2 separate regions of the Mus musculus genome follow, and region 2 is linked to region 1. The links are chromatin contacts, found by Hi-C or POLR2A ChIA-PET in ENCODE. All regions are on one chromosome and are shown on one strand. The core of a region is the stretch at or near the end of the contact, and the rest is flanking DNA. Distances in the headings are between cores, read along the strand shown. Region 1 overlaps Pip4k2a (phosphatidylinositol-5-phosphate 4-kinase, type II, alpha). Region 2 holds the start of Pip4k2a (phosphatidylinositol-5-phosphate 4-kinase, type II, alpha).

The links. Hi-C counts contacts between places; a loop is a spot of excess contacts on that map. ChIA-PET counts read pairs that join two places held with the same protein, here RNA polymerase II (POLR2A).
Region 2: a map of heart shows a loop between it and region 1 (2.5-fold over the local background). The contact joins the promoter of Pip4k2a here to the enhancer-like site in region 1. A Hi-C loop is called at or near these places in 8 of 37 maps with a recorded cell type or tissue (T-helper 2 cell, gastrocnemius, heart and 2 more). POLR2A ChIA-PET finds 5 or more read pairs at or near these places in 1 of 5 experiments (Patski).

The regions. Positions count from the first base shown.
Region 1 is chr2:18,935,038-18,939,830 of GRCm38, forward strand. All of the region lies in intron 1 of Pip4k2a (phosphatidylinositol-5-phosphate 4-kinase, type II, alpha), which reads right to left. Among named protein-coding and RNA genes, the nearest start is that of Gm33534, 58 kb to the left of the region's middle. Within about 2 kb of position 3,379, at least 1 of the 3 ENCODE cell types and tissues checked has a DNase peak (open chromatin) inside an H3K27ac peak, as active enhancers do; it is heart, where a contact is called at or near this core.
Region 2 is chr2:18,994,232-18,999,503 of GRCm38, forward strand. Pip4k2a (phosphatidylinositol-5-phosphate 4-kinase, type II, alpha) reads right to left here and starts at 3,890. Exons shown (of 10, transcript NM_008845.4): 1 at 3,621-3,890. The coding sequence starts at 3,764. It overlaps 4930426L09Rik (RIKEN cDNA 4930426L09 gene), which reads left to right and starts at 4,088. Exons shown (of 1, transcript NR_024323.1): 1 at 4,088-5,272.

The DNA.
Region 1 (4,793 bases), core at 2,129-4,628:
CCCCAGCCCCTGGGGCCTGCAGAGACACTCACCTGCTGTAGTGCTCTTAGGTTTCTATCCCTCAGTCTAGGGCCACTGCATCTTTGTTTTGAGGACATTTAACATCTGGTGCATAAAATCTAAGTAAATAAAACTATACTAGTAAAAGGTATAGAAGCTGGCAAAAGCAAAACAAAACCAAACCTCATCACTCGAAACATAAGCACACACTGTTACTAAAGTAGTGTGAAACAATCTGACCATGTGTGACTTGAGAAACTCTAAGTGTGTAGTGACATGCATTTATAACTGCCTTCAAGAGATCTGCTTCTCTGTGGATGGCATATGTCTGTCATCTCAGAAAGATAGGGCGGGGGCAGTGGTTGAGTTTGAGGCCAGCCTGAGCTACATGGAATCCATGTCTCAAAAATAATAATTAGAAGAGAGCAATTCCGTAGAAGTACCTAGAATGTGACTAGACCAATGGATAGTCTATGGACCGGCTCACAGAAGGAAACTGGTTTTATTCATTACAACTCTAATAACCCTCATATTTTTCTAGCTAGTCTTATGTTTTTATAACTATCACTGCCCAAGTTTTCCTTCACATGACTTCAGTGTCTCTTATCCCATCTCAGGTCTGTCTCTTCTTGCGGTCACTGCTAGCCCTGTGGTTATCTGCCTCTTTTACTAAGTGTCATACTGACTTCCCCCACCTGGGGGTGAAGGAATGGAAATACTTTCTTCTGCCAAAGCAGACACCTCATTAGGACAGGTCCAGAACAAGGGCTGGGAGCCCAGAGCTTGAGGTTCCCTACCTCAAGTCTCAGGCCATCACTTTGTCCCTACCCAACTATACACAGCCTAGTCCTGTGGCTGGCAACCTTTAGACAGCTGTTTCCATGTTATCTCTGGCTATATTCAAGCAATCCACACAGAGGTATTCGACTGATAAGACCAAGTAGGAGTTCTGACTAAAACATTAACTGTCTTTTGACAGAGAAGGTTTGTTCATGACTCTATCTCAGGAAAAGAGATAAGCAAAGACCCTTGTTTAGTTCATAGAAGAAGCCTAGTGCCTCACCCCTTAGGTAGCCTGGAAGATGTCCTAAACTAGGACCATAAACCAGCAAGAATGAAGCTGGCCTTTCTTAGTGAGCTCTAGAGTTCTGTTAGACAGGGCTACATAGTGAGACCCTGAATCAAAAGAAATGGGAGCGGAGGGAAGAGGTAGACCAGACTACTGCTATCAAACCATCAATGTTTTATAAATGGAAAAAAGGCACTAAACCAATCAACCTAGTAGTCAATTGTGTGTGTGTGTGTGTGTGCCTGTGTGTGCGTGTGTGTGAGTGTGTGTGTGTGCGCGCGTGTGTGTGTGTTAGTAACTTCCCCTAACTGCAGAAGGAAAACACCAGCTTCTGTTAATTTCCAGATATGCTTTGGGACTCCAAATCCCACAGCAAACCCCACAGAGCCTCGCTTGCGTACCAGGGCTTGGGATTCATTTTTCTGGGATATACATGTAGAAGATAACAACATAAACTTTGCTTCGAGTCACAAGTAGAAAATGTCTTGAAACGATAGGCCCATCTGCTGTAGTAGTAAAACTTTACCAACCCAGGCAAACTGGGGAGCCTGGAGGTACACAGAAGCCAGGAGGGGCGCCCTGGAGCCGGCGTGGTTGGCTTGAGAAGGAACAGTGTGCTTTGCCCAGCAAAGGAAGGCTAGGACCCACCTCTGGCCTGGTGAGTTGTCTCTCAGCCCTAGTCCCCAAATGTGGCCAGAAACAAACCAAAAGGACAGAGGGGAGGCTGTGACTTCTGTCTACATTCTATCAAGATTTTGGACACTTCTTCCAAAAGTGGAAGGTCTCCTTCCTCTTCCATCTCATGAAAACAGTGTACGGACAACCCCAGTGCCTCCTTCAGCATTCTGTGTCTCCTCAGGTCATTGTCTTCTCAAAGGTGGTAGATTCTAGTCCACACACTTTGTCTCACAGACAACCTTCCTGAGAGACAGGAAGCCAACTGGTTTGAATGGCACAAAACCAAGACCACCCTCAGTTCTGGAATGTTCTCTGCTCCTCAATAAGAGCTTTAATACCTGTGTCACACTAGAAGTGGCAGGTGCTGTCCTTTCCCCATGTGGTTCAGGCAGTGTGTCTCAGGAACAGGGGTGGGATGGAACTCTGTGTAGTGTAGTACAGCCAGGTCTGACCCAGTTTTAACCACTTACTGAAGAGACGTAGTGAGGCCTAGCTAGGTCATTCCTGAGGTGAATGGGTTGAGATCACCACCTTTCATCTGGGGAAAGCCTGACTCTTGTCACAGGAAGGAATCAGCAGAGAAAAGCAGCATGTTGGCCAGCCCTGGATGACCAAGGGACATTTTTCCACAGAAAAATAAACCAGGCATTTATTATAGACATTCCAAAGATTGTCAAATAAGAAGCTAAGAAAAGCTGTTAGCAGAGTACGAAATATAATGCCTTCTGTGACAGCAGTACATATATTGTTTTGTTATATAAATATTTTATTATTATTATTATTATTAATTATCTCATGGGAGCAGAGAAGGGAGAGCAGGAGAACGCAGTAAGGAAGAGGCCACAGGGGACTTCAGCAGCACAGCAGGGGGCAGGACAATAAGATTCTAAGTCTTTCCAGATAATTTCATATCTAAATGGCAATGTGTATTTCCTGCTCTGTCTTAAAGTAAACACGTCATTATTTTATGAGAAGCAGCAGGGATGGAGTGGAAGCACACACACAGATAAGAAAATGAAAGGCAAGGGAGGCAGTAGGAGGTAGTGACAGGCAGCCTCCTGCTGTACACCCTGTGGGAGACGCATCTGCTCTAGACCCTGTGCAGGGGAAAACCAATGTTGCCACTGTAACTGCTACTGTAGCCCACATTCAACAGGAAGATCAGATGGCTGGGTGACAGCTGGCCCAGAACTCTTCCTCCCACCACCACATTCCTCACTTTTGTCTCAGGTACTAAGAGACACACCCCTAGCAGACACAGGGGATGGTGGAGATTTTCTGCTCATCTGGTCCATAGAAAGAGCATGAAGCAATCCGTAAGTGACCCCATGAAAACATGAACTCATGTGGGACCATGAGGACCCTTTGGAGTTCTCTCAACAGCACTGCCAGGATGCCGCAGGAAGATCCAGCATCAGGCCTGGGGCAGAGGGCTAAGGAAGGGACAACAATTACCACATGTGGAAAGAAGAGTGATGTTCTAGGAAAAACACACAGAAAATAAAAATTCCAAGGAAGCCATTGAAGGCACAGCTTTCCTCCTGAAGGCCCCTAACCCACAGCCCTCCACAATCCCCCTGGGAGACTGCACACCCTCAGGACTGCTGAGATCGGATTCCCTTCATCCTCAAAGCCTTCCTGGAAAACTGTGGCCAGGCCTGCTCTTCCTGTTGGCCCCTCTCCACAGTCACATCACATGATCCAGGGGGTTATCTAGTATTTGTTTCCCTTCTCCTCAAAAAGATTCCATTTTATGATACACAAGTTAAGAAAAAAAAAATTTAAATGTGTAACAATTGACATGAAGCATAGAGAATACTTAAAGAACAAAAAACCTTAACAGTTAAAAATGTAGGAGAGACGGTGAATTCCTTAACCCTCTATGGTGTGGGCGCTCGCTCTGCGTGTACTTTTAGCCCGGGTATTACCTGAGCCTTAGGTTATTATAGCCTTCTCAAAGATCCCACCAAAGAGAGGTGTCCCCACCCCATGGGGCAGCTTCTTTCTCTTATTCCTCCTATCCCAATTTTTATAAGCGTCTTTGAAAATATTTAACCACAGGCTCTAGATAATAAGCATTATCTTCTCCCAGGATTTCCACTCAGAATGAAAAATTTAGTCATGAATATGTGACTGCCCTGTTACTTCACACAGAACTTTGATTTTTATGGAAGAAACCCCAACACGTGCTCTTTACTTAAGCAGTTTCTGTCCAGGAAGTGCAGACGGCAGATTAACCACAATCCAACACAAAGCCTCCCCCTGCTCCTGTGGTCTGCAAGAGGCACATTTTCTTCTCGTGCTCTCAGGTGGCGAGTCTAATTGAATGTAGCTATTTAAAACACACTTCAGACCTAATGAACAAGAAGTGGCCCTGCCAGACCACAATGTCTTTAAGAGATCAATTTGCCCAATAAAGGCTAAAGATTGCAACACGGTCTTCAAACAGCAGGCAAGCAATCCGAAGGGTTATCTGTGGGGATCAGAGTGTGGCCGAGGACATGCCATCTGCCCAGGGGCAGCAAGCAAGCCCCACTCAGCAGCGTCTCACCTCCAAGAACCAGGCCTCTTCGCTCCCTCAAAATATAATTTTTAAAGTCAACTGGCCCTATAAGATAACTCACTAATTAGATCACTGTGATACGTTCATTTGTAGCTTTAGTTGGGAGTTTAGCTGTCTGTCATCCAATTTATCCGAGTAAAAATTTCACTAAAGCCTTTTGTTCTCGCACAATACATTTGTTTAATAGCTTTTCTCAAAGGCTGTGCCAAATTCTAAATGTTCCGTCATGCATTTATTTACTAGTTATCAGGCAACTTATGAATAATTTAATATTTTCCAGTATTCCTTTATCAGATGGGTCTATAAATGCCTGCAAGACTCTTTCTCATTGGGCTGTGTTTTTCCCACTCAAAAAAAAAGTTTCTTTCTTGTTTAAAGTTTACTTTCTCACTTTTTGTTTTGTTGAGACCAGGTCTCACCATGTAGCTCAGGCAGTCTCTAACTTTTGATTCTCTCATGGGGCCCGCAGATGTGGACCACCAC
Region 2 (5,272 bases), core at 2,640-5,139, 60 kb after region 1:
CAACAGTTCCTAGTCCCACAGCGTTTCTCAGGCAGCTATGAACAAAGAAAGGTATATAAAGCCAGGTTGGATAGGAAAGTGCGACTGTACCTGGTTCTTACCATGGCTGGTTCCCCTCCTTTCTTACACTGTGACTATCTCCAAAGTTCCTATAATACTTAAGAATTTTCCTGTAAATTATTTGTGTGTCTATGGCTTGAAGCCACAATGGCTTAATAGCAATAAAGTGGCTATTTCTAAAAACAATATTTGTTTTACATAAGTTACTTTGTACAGATAGCACTGTGTCTCCCTTCATATACCTAAATAGAGTTTGAAATACTAATCTCCAAAGAGCTCACATTTCACAGTGTATAAAAATCTTTTAAAATATCTATTTAAAACAAGTCTTGGCTCATACATTCGACATGCTCCCTGCACTACTAAAATACCACTTTAAGACGCTAACTGCCTGATCATTTTTAGTTTAATTTTGAATGTAACAAGATAAAACTGCCTCCTTAAGTCATCTTTTCCTTTATGTATTCAATTATATTCTCTGCTTAAAATGCTTAAAATAAAAATTGGCACGGATCCACTCACTGATGGAGATTTTAAGTTAGAAAGCAGTAACATAGCAAATTAAGTGCACAATGGCAAGCTTATTCTCTACACCGAGCATTGTCCAAATCAAGATTTTTTTTTTTAATTACCACTACAATGGACTGGGAAGTTTTCATCTTAATTGTAAATTTCTACATTTCAATCAAATAGACTTTGATTTAATAGATGGCAATGAAGTTCAGCTATAATCAACCTGGCAAACTCAGTTCAGTGTCCTAAAAATCAGCCTTCTTCCTCTTCCAGTATAGGCTTTGAGAAGACCCCAAGGGTCACTGTGTACTCCAGGACTCCTGGGATGCCGCTATCAACTGTTACGCTGTAGAAATAGCTGTCATCAAATTAAAGGAAGATTGCAGCTCATCTAGTTCGACAGTCCCCTTTCCCAGCTACAAACACTGATCCCCAAAACTGGCTCCTATGCCAAGTCTCAGTTAAAAATTCAAGCACAGACTTCACCACGAGACGCTCACATGATAAAAAATGTATGGTTTCCTTTCAGTGCTCCAAATTTATGGTTGCTTTAAATGTCCAATAAAGAGTCTGATGGAATTTTAAAAGCAAAAAATTGTTATACCCATGGTAAGATTCTCCTTGCTAATCCTAGTTACATTAGAATTACAGGGGAAAGGCTCTGATTTGAATCATCTGCCTCTCTACCATCCTTTCTCAAATGTCCCCCATTTACATACACGCTCATTATTGATAATGTGGATTTACTTTCTTTAATATTATTCTATAAACTTTGGTGCACAAAAAAAGCATAGTAAAACATCTTCTGGGTACCAATAATCATTTCCTAAAATAAAACCAACCAGAAATACATGACTTCCAAGCATGGTGAGGGAGGTATTATTTTTTTAAAGTACATTGTTAGAAAAATGAAGAAAAACAACTGCCTTATGTCAACTCACATTCCTCAAAATAAAGGCACATGGACAACAGGGAGAGACATTTTAGCAACCTTCCCACTGTGGCAGGCTCTGCATGTTTGTGTTGAATTAATTACATGCTTAAATGATACACTATGCTAGCAGTGTATAAGCTTAGAATTAGTAACTTCTTAAAAGCAACAGTAAGTAACACTCGGTGTTCCCACCATCTTTCAGTCGGTATTTTCCAAGTAGAGTAACTGGAAAACAAATGTAGCAACTCAAAAATAAACACAAGGTAGCAACCCAAATGTTACAGTGAAGTGCCCAATGGCAACTTTTTCCAGACATTCTCAGTCACTCTTCCCACCACTCCCACCCCCAGCAGCATTTTGTTGCCACTACTTAAACATAGACTCCTAACCAAAACACCAGAATTCCAAAAGGAGATTTAAAGGGGCCGTAAACATGGGTCCACGCCCAACCTGCATTAACCGTGCGTGCCCAGTTGCAATAATTAGGAAGTTGCTAATAGTAAGGTAAATAACAAAAAGAACTTTACAAAACCAAACATAACTAAATTAGAGACTTATGGCAATGGAAAACTGTAACTTTGCTTTCTGAAATAAAACGGGGGGGGGGGGGTGCATTGTTGTCTGCTGTTTTAACAGTTGACATTCCTAACAGCTAAAGATGTCAGTAAAATGAACCCCAGTAGACCCAGCAGTAAAGTAATAGATTTCTCAACTCTTTAAAACGTTCCAGATAAACACAATCATCTTCATATTGCTTCACCTTTCTCCAGCTCTGCTTGGGAGGAAAACTATAAATAAAAGATACTGAGCCATTTTAAACAACTCTGTTAATTTAAGAGTGCAAAAACCACGCTGGCTTTCTGTCACTTACATTATGCTGAAAGGGACACCTGGGCATCCACTGAAAACAAAAGCAGAGCAGCAGGCTCAAGCTCTCTCTCTGAAGCTGGCTGACTGCAGTAGGTAAGGTCATGGTCAAAATTCACAAGCTCATTGAAACTTTCAAGGCTCAGCCAACAGCGCCTATCACGTTTCCTGAGCCCATCTAAGAAGATTAAAGCTGCAGGAGTTTTCTCGCTGTCAGATCAGCAGGACGCTGTTTCAGCCCCCCACACCGCAGTCCGCAGAGTCTGCAGCCGCGCACCTCCTTACATCCCTAGCTGTGCGCTAGACTAACCCTCCCCAACGCGCACCCCGACAGTCTTTTAAACAACCTCCAAAATGGATGTAATTAACTCTAGACCACCTCGAACTCGCGACCGCCGGGACCCCCTCCGACTATCACCACCAAGGCCATCCTTCTGCAGAAGTCTGTGACTTCTGCCTGGCTCCCCAAGGAGGGGAGGAAGCAAGGGGGAGGGAGGAAGACTCCCCGCCAGGAGGTCTGGAAAGGGCACAGCAGCTGGGCGATGCGGGAAGGGATGAAGAGAAGACGCTCAGCACCAGGGCCATATTTACGTTGCTTTTTTTTTTCCTTTGCCCGTCTTCCCCACCCCCACCCCCCACCCCCCCAAAAAAATTCTCCTAGAGTCTGACAATACTGCCTTTAAAGGAAAAAAGAAAGCTAAGCTCTCAAGCTGCCGCCCAAAATCTTCTGATTCACTCCAGTCCTATCTCCGAGAAGCTCCGGACTCTTCCTGACAGGGACAGGTTCACCTGCCCACCCGCTCAGGGCAGGAGGGCCCATCGGTCCCAGACAAGTGGAGCGATCGCTCGGACTGGGCCCTGAGCGGTTCCCCGCCAGGACTGATAGCTGAGACAGAGTCGGTCCCCGCACAAACTTCCCACTTCGCGGACAGCGAGCACCGACCGGCGGGAGGACGAATGCGGGACAGGACAGCCGCGGAGAGGCTCAGAAGCACAGAACAGAGAATGCTTCTCATCCTGCACCCTCCCTGGGTTCCAAAGGGAGCGCAAGCGCCGCCGGAGAAACCCAGGAGATGGACGCTTGTCGTGGGGTTAGGGGTACCCCAAGAGGCGAGTGGCCAGAGGGCCCGGGACCGACCGAGCTAGCCGGCTAGAGGTCCCCGCCCTGCCACCGCTGCAGCAGGAGGAGCAGAGCCGGGAGGCTGAGCCCGAGGAGCAAGAGGAGCGCGCCGCAGAGGAGCCTTACCGAATGGTTGACCCCCCACATGAGCACGCTGAGCAGCGGGTCGCTGGCCCGGAACAGCTTCACTTTCTGAGCCACGAAGTGCTTCTTCTTCGTCTTGGTCTTGCTCGCCAGGACGGAGGACCCCAGGTTGCCAGGGGTCGCCATGGTCGCAGTCTCGGTCCCCTCCACCGCCGCGCCGCCGAGGCCGGGGACCCGCCCTCCCTACACGCCAGCCCGGGGAGGCAGCTGCATCCCCCGGGGCGGCCGCCGCTGCGCGCCTGCTCCAGCCCCGCTCCGCCCGCGCTCAGTCCTGGGCGCTCGCTCCGCCCGCTCCGCGCGCTCGGCCGCTTAGGCTGCAGCTGCGCTCGCCTCGCGCCCCCGCCGGCTCCCGCCCGTCGCGGCTCGGCGCACAGCCCTCGGCTGGTCCAGGCGGCGGGCGGCTTCCGCGTTGGGCGCTAGCGTCATGACGCAGAGGCGGGCGGGGCAGCGGCGCCGACGGGCGGGGCGGGTGCGGATGCGGATGCCGGACCGTTAAGCTGTTCTGTGCGCTCCGCCACCGGTGCTAAGACGAGCACTCTCCTGGCGGCCGCGATCCGTCTGGGGAGGCTGCTGCGGAGTGTGGAGACTCGCGTGAGCATGCCTTTCTCGCTCCTGGGGAGGAGCAAGGAAAGGATACGGAGCCAAGGGAGCTCCGAGGAGGGAGCCCCCAGATGCATGGGGCAGCCAGGAATGTCCGGGAACCTCCGCTTCCCGTGCCAAGGGCTGGCGAGTTCGTGGGACCCAGAGCGCTTCTTCGGGGCCCCGGGCTTCCCCAGCATCTAGGGAAAGGACCTTGGCTCCTCTTTGTCAACTGTCTGCCAGGGAGTCCCCGCCTTGAACTTCCTAACCTTTTGTATCCTGGTTGGGCCTTCCCATGCTATCGGATACTAGAATGTCATTCCCAACCTACTCTGGGATTCTTCACTGAAACCCCTGCTTTAGTCAAGACAGCCATGCCCCAGTCTGGACCGTTTGCTTGGAACCCATCATTTTGCAGGCCACCCCTTCCTTCTCTTATTCTGGACATGCACCTTCTGATTTGAAAATGTTTAGCCTTTCACCACTACCACCCCACACTGAAATTAGTCGTCCTTACGCTGGCATTTGTTGTTGCAAGTCTACAGTCCTTAGATCTTTCAAGAAGACAAAGAGTAACGCCTGGAACAAAAAGGGAGCAGATCCTGTGCGGACCTTCCTTTTCTTCATTTGACCTTTCAGCACGGTTGCCCCCAAAATCCCCTTGGTCATTCTAACTTGTTAATACTATCCCCCCCCCCCCCCGCCCCGCCGCCGCAATGATTCCTTGCTTCTTCTGGTACCAAGCATCACCATTGTTAATGGCTAAAGGGGGTGAAGATAATAACAAAACCAGCCTAAATTAATGCTGAGAAGTCATAAACTTGACCCACAGTTCCACTAGTTGACCAAATCATTTAACCAGAGACTGATGTTATTTGTGTGACTAGGTATAGCCTGACACAAAGGTCACTTTAGGGACTATGCTATAGATTGTTTGTTACACTCAAAACCAGCAGTAGATAAAAGTACACAATGTTGCAGACCTGTAATCCTGGCCCTCAGGAGGCAAGGCTAGAGGATCAGAAATTCAATATAATCCTCAGGTAGGTAGGTAT